2 separate regions of the Homo sapiens genome follow, and region 2 is linked to region 1. The links are chromatin loops, found by intact Hi-C in ENCODE. Cell type or tissue: PC-9. All regions are shown on one strand. Each heading gives the region's core, and the rest is flanking DNA. Links, peaks and the distances in the headings are about the cores only. Region 1 has its middle 20 kb from the start of MESD. Region 2 has its middle 16 kb from the start of ABHD17C.

What was found. Hi-C counts contacts between places; a loop is a spot of excess contacts. Peaks named below come from ENCODE experiments on the same cell type or tissue, not always from the same donor. Only the 100,000 strongest peaks of a DNase experiment are listed, where the experiment ranks them.
Region 2: it touches region 1 in a loop (4-fold over the local background); 6 of 110 quality-filtered maps call a loop at or near these places.

Annotation. Positions count from the first base shown.
Region 1 is chr15:80,968,841-80,971,753 of GRCh38, forward strand. It overlaps a transcript of MESD not described here. Among named protein-coding and RNA genes, the nearest start is that of MESD, 20 kb to the right of the region's middle. In PC-9, for the core only: CTCF peaks have their summits at 1,407 (motif pointing left) and 1,608; DNase peaks (open chromatin) are centred at 1,381 and 2,011; H3K27ac peaks cover 402 bases.
Region 2 is chr15:80,678,001-80,680,913 of GRCh38, forward strand. No RefSeq gene overlaps it. Among named protein-coding and RNA genes, the nearest start is that of ABHD17C, 16 kb to the right of the region's middle. In PC-9, for the core only: no CTCF peak of the experiment used is centred there; DNase peaks (open chromatin) are centred at 1,651 and 2,001; H3K4me3 peaks cover 1,126 bases; H3K27ac peaks cover 2,500 bases.

The DNA.
Region 1 (2,913 bases), core at 218-2,717:
GCTTCAAAGGGCCACATAGTAAATGTTAACTAATACCAACCTTGTGGGGTTGTGAAGGGTAAATGAGGTCGGGCACAGTGGTTCACACCTGTAATCCCAACACTTTGGGAGGTCAAGGTGGGAGGATTGCTTGAACCCAGGAGTTCAAGACCAGCCAGGGCAACATAGGGAGACCCTGTCTCTACAAAAAATATTAAAAAATTAGCTGGGTGTGATGGTGCACACCTGTGGTCCCAGCTACCCAGGAGATTGAGGTGGGAGGACCACTTGAGCCTGGAGGTCGAGGCTGCAGTGAGCTGCCATCGTGCCAGTGCACTCCAGCGTGAGCAACAGAGTGAGACCCTAACTGAAAATAAAATGAGAGTAAATGAAATAAAGTATGTAAAGACCTGCACACAGTGGGTAGCATGTCACAGTTAGGTAAGGATGTCCAGAGCTTGCACACAGTAGGCACACTCCATGCTGAAAGACATTGTGTGTCTTTTAATATTCAACCTGTAAATACCAAGAAGGCAGGGACCTTGCCTGCCTTGCTATCTTTATCTCCACTGCCTGCACACTTCCCGAAACTTATTGGTGTTCAGCACTTACATGGGGAGTGCTTGTATCAACACTTGGCACATGGGTCTGAGAAGAGGTCCAGAGAAGGGGAGCAGCCCCTCTCCCAAGCAGATTACAGTGGCTGGTGTCAGTTTTGGAGTCTGCCTGCCTGAGTTTAAATCCTGGGTTTGAGGCTGGGCATGGTGGCTCACGCCTGTAACCCTAGCGCTTTGGGAGGTCGAGGCAGGCGGATCAGTTGAGGTCAGGAGCTCGAGACCACCCTGGCCAATATAGTGAAACCCCGTCTCCACTAAAAACACAAAAATTAGCCAGGTGTGGTGGCGGGTGCCTGTAATCCCAGCTACTCAGGAGTCTGAGGCAGGAGAATCACTTGAATCCGGGAGGCGGAAGTTGCAGTGAGCCGAGATGGCGCCACTGCACTCCAGTCTGGGCGACAGAGCAAGGCTCTGTCTTAAAAAACAACAACAAAAAATCCTGGCTTTGTCACTGCCTTGCAGCGTGACCTTGGGGAAAATACTGAATGGCTATGTGCCTCAGTTTCCTTGTGTGCAAAATGGGGATGACAGTATTTACTGCATAGGGCTGCTTGCTATGAGGATGAAGTAAATTAATATTACTAGAACAGTACACATGGATAAGATAATCCCTTGGATTTCCAAGAGAATTCAGAGAGAGAGGTGTATGCAGATTTTCACAGATATTTTGCAAGCACAGACTGAGCAGTCTGTTAATTAAAATAATAGCTGAAGAATTCTCACCGAAGGATCAGTGGCAAATTAGAGACACATGGTGGGGAAGCCGTGAGGCACAGCTGGTCTCTGCTGCCCCCTAGTGGGTACATCCTTTAATTTTTAAATTGACTTTCCTTTAGGAGATGATAACCACTGCAGACAGCTTCCGAAAAAGGTTCTAGTCAAATCACTTTCCCAAGCTGTGCTTTGGTTATATGGTGGAGAGAATGAACAATTCTACTTCACTTAATAGGGGTCTTACGAAGTAGTAAAGGCACTCGCTGGCCTCGTGATCACTGGCAAATCCCCTTCCCTCTGGGCTCACTCACCTGTAAACTATCTACTCCTCCACTGCAGGGCAGGTGTGAGGCTCACATGCAGTGCATAATGGGAAGTGTTGTACTTTCTGACATCAAAAACGTGTTCTTCATCATAATTATCGTTGTCTTCCTCTCTGCTTCCCGGCCCCAAATGAACTCCGTAGCTAACTCAGCCACTCCTATTCTTCGGAACTTTCCCGCTCAGACCTAGTCAAACAAAATCAGTGTCTGATGGTAGTTACGGCAGTAAGAACAGATTTAAATCAGAAAGTACTGCAATAAGGGGAAAGAGACCTCAGTACAGAAGTGGGCTCAATTCTGAATACAGCATGCACAAACAGGTTTTTACCCCAGCCAAGGAGCAGGATGGGGGCAGTAGATGGAAAATGACTAAGAGGAAATGTCAGGGGTAGCACGGATTCTGGTTAAACAGACCTAACAGGATTATGCTGAAGGTAGGCCTGGGTGATCAGATATCACCTGGGGGCGGGGTGGAGGATGGAGAATTTGATCAGATATTGAGTGATTAGATATCAAGGGTAAGAAGTTCTCAATAAATTGATTAACAGGATTCTTGCTAAAATGGGCAACTCAAGCCCCACAAGAGCAGACACTGAAAGTCAATGCTTCAAGGGCTTCAAGGAGCCTCACTGGAGGCTGGTCAAGAAGAGAATATTTGTCAACTGCTACCCCAGAGGATTCCTACTGCAAGTCTTTGTGGAAGAGCTTGATCTTTGCCTGCTGTAAATGGCTTTCAGCTCCAAGCCCTGGCCTCACCCTACCTGGTCAACGAGGTACCTGACAGCCTAGCATAGGAAAACAATGGCCATCAGATTGCACAGTCAAGGGTTAATTTCTATTTTCAGTCAAGAGCATTCACATGCAAAGCCCTAGAAATGACAAAGACCCCTCCTTAGAAACTTTAGTTGGGCTCCTCTGAGCCATCTTCTCAGCTAGGCCTTGACCTTGGACTGCTGAGCCCAGCGTTAGCAACAATCCTAAGTCAGTTAATAAGAATCCCCCTGCCCCTGATATCTAATCAAGTTCCTCTTAGTAATTCTCCACCCACTGATCCCCTCACTCTGCTCCTCTGCTGTAAATCCCCAATTGTCTTCACTGTATTCAGAGTTGAGTTCAACTTCTTCCCTTATTCCAATAGGAGCAATAAAGTCTTAAAACAATTTTTTTTTTCCAGCCAGGGTCTCACTCTGTCCCCCAGGCTGGAGTACAGTGACACAATCACAGCTCACTGCAGCCTCTATCTCTCAGGTTCAAGAGATCCTCCCGCCTCAACCTCCTGA
Region 2 (2,913 bases), core at 320-2,819, 290 kb before region 1:
TCTGTGACTCTTTGAAGGTCGCAAACCCTGTAATATCTAAGATCATTTTGTCCCTGCCAAAAAACAGTTTTCTGCCAGGCGTGGCGGCTCATGCCTGTAATCCCAACATTTTGGGAGGCCAAGGCGAGAGGATCGCTTGAGGCCAGGAGTTCCAGACCAGCCCAAGCAACATAGCGAGACCTCCATCTCTATAAGAAATGTTTTAAAACTTAGTGGGGTGTGGTGGCACATGCCCATAGTCCCAGCTACTTGGGAGGCTGAGGTGGGAGGATTGTCTGAATGCAGGAAAGTCGAGGCTGCAGTGAGCTGAGGTTGCACCACTGCACTCCAGCCTGGGTGACAAAGTGAGATCCTGTCTCAAAGAAAAAGAAGAACCAGTTTTATACCCTTGAAGACAATATTACTCCCTGCCCCCATATCTGCCACTGAGAATGCACATCCTAGAGAGAATACGAACTTTGGAATCAGAACCAGACTCAAATTTCTGCTCTGAGATGTGTAAGCTGTGTGATATGTGACATGAAAAAGTTGTTCAGTGTTCTCTCTGATCTTCAATGTTCCCTGTGCTGGCAGCTAAGATATTCAGTGAGACCGCATTACAGCCCAACTTCCCTTCTGCCCAATCCTGCTTTCCTTTTTTCCCTTTCCCATCAACAGATGTTGATGCCAAGGTCACTCCCTGATAAACTTCCTGCATGTTGATCTCTAGCTCAGAGAGTCTGCTTTCTGGGGCACAGCCTTTCACAGTGCCCTGTTTGTCACAGGGCGAACCCCAAAACTGCGGTTCAGCCTGGGAGCCCATGTGGGTTCTTGGTTTTGTGTAGGAAAGAATTCAAGAGTGAGCTGACAGAGTAAAGTGAAAACAAGTTTATTAAGAAAGCAAAGGAGGCCAGGCACGGTGGCTCACGCCTGTAATCCCAGCACTTTGGGAGGCCAAGGCGGGCGGATCGCCTGAGGTCGGGAGTTCAAGACCAGCCTGACCAACATGGAGAAACCTCGTCTCTGCTAAAAAAAAAAAAAAAAAAAAAAATTAGCCGGTCATGGTGGTGCATGCCTGTAATCTCAGCTACTTGGAAGGCTGAGGCAGGACGATCACTTGAACCCAGGAGGCGGAGGTCACAGGTGAGCCAGATTGCGCCATTGCACTCCAGCCTGGGCAACAAGAGCGAAACTCCGTCTCAAAAAAAAAAAAAAAAAGAAAAAGAAAGAAAGCAAAGGAATAAAAGAGTGGCTATCACATAGGCAGAATGGCAGCATGGGCTGCTTGACGGAGCATACTTATGGTTTTTTATTGATTATATGCTGTGTGAGGGGGTGGATTATTCATTCCAGAAAGAGGTGGGGAGTTCCCGGAACTGAGGGTTTCTCCCCCTTTTAGACTCTATAGGGTAACTTCCAGACATTGCCATGGCATTTGTAAACTGTCATGAGCTGGTGGGAGTGTCTTTTGGCATGCTAATGCGTTATAATTAGCATTTAATGAGCAGTGAGGATGACCAAAGTCACTTTCACTGCCATCTTGGTTTTGGAGGGTGTTGGCTTGCTTCTTCACCACATCCTGTTTTATCAGCCAGGTCTTTGTGACCTGAAGCTTGTGATACCGGTCCTGCCGAACTCCTATCCCATCCTGTGACAAAGGATGCTTAACCTCCTGGGAATGCAGCCCAGCAAGTTTCAGCCTCATTTTACTCAGTCCCTGTTCAAGATGGAGCTGCTCCCATTCAAACACTTCTGACATGTTTACTACTGCCTGGCACAGAGGTAGGGCTCCATAAATGTGAATTCTCTCCTTCCTGATTCTGACCAAGATTCCTGGGTTGCCACTTACATTGCTTGTTGGTACACACTCTGGACACTTTCATCTGCTCAAAAGTCACCTTCTTGAAGCCTTTTCTGACTGACTACTTTCCCAGGGGTGGAGAGTAACTACTTCCTTGATGCCCCATAGCATTTCCTATTTGCCTCAGTTAACGTGTCACTGTACTGGCTCAGCACAGACATGGATTGCTGAGTGAACAGGAAGTTCTGCCTGTCTAGCAGGATAATTTTCTGTTGTCAGAAGCTGGGTCCACCACCTGCCTGGTGCCTATCCCAGGGCAAAGAATACGTATCATTTCTGGATTCCTGGCCCTGCCCCACTTTGTTTATAATGTCCCAAAACACCTACTTATGTAAACAGTGCAAGGTTCCAATTTTATTAGAAGCAATTCCACAGAAGGCTTTGAATGCTAAGAGTGTATACCTAGTTGGTAGCCAACTATTTCCAATGCTTTGGGAAAATGGAGCATGATAAAAAAAATAAGAACATAACGGGGTGCAGTGGCTCATACCTATAATCCCCAAATTTTGAGAGGCCAAGGCAGGAGGATCTATTGAGCCCAGGAGTTTGAGACCAGCCTGGGCAACATGGTGAGACCTCCATCTCTACAAAACAATTTTTAAAAATTAGCCATGTTTAGTGGTGCATACCCGTAGTTCCAGCTAGTGGGGAGGCTGAGATGGGAGGATGACTTGCACCCAGGAGAGGTTGAGGCTGCAGTGAGCTATGATTGTGCCACTGTACTGCAGCCTGGGCAACAGAGCAAGACCTTGTGTCAAAAAATAATAATAATAATGATAACATTAAACTTTGCTTTTAGTGATCTTCAAGGGAGCAACCTGCAAGGGTTATGGCAGTCCTTTTCAAACTGGTCCACACAATGGAATTACTTAGTCCCTCCATCAGAGACTGGGATTTCTGATCTAGAGTATGACCAAGTGTATTAGTCTGCTCTCACACTGCTATAAAGAACTACTGGAGACTTGGAAATTTATAAAGAAAAGAGGCTTAATTGACTCACAGTTCTGCAGGCTGTATAGAAGTCATGGCTGGGATGGCCTCAGGAAACTTACAATCATGGCAGAAGGGCGAAG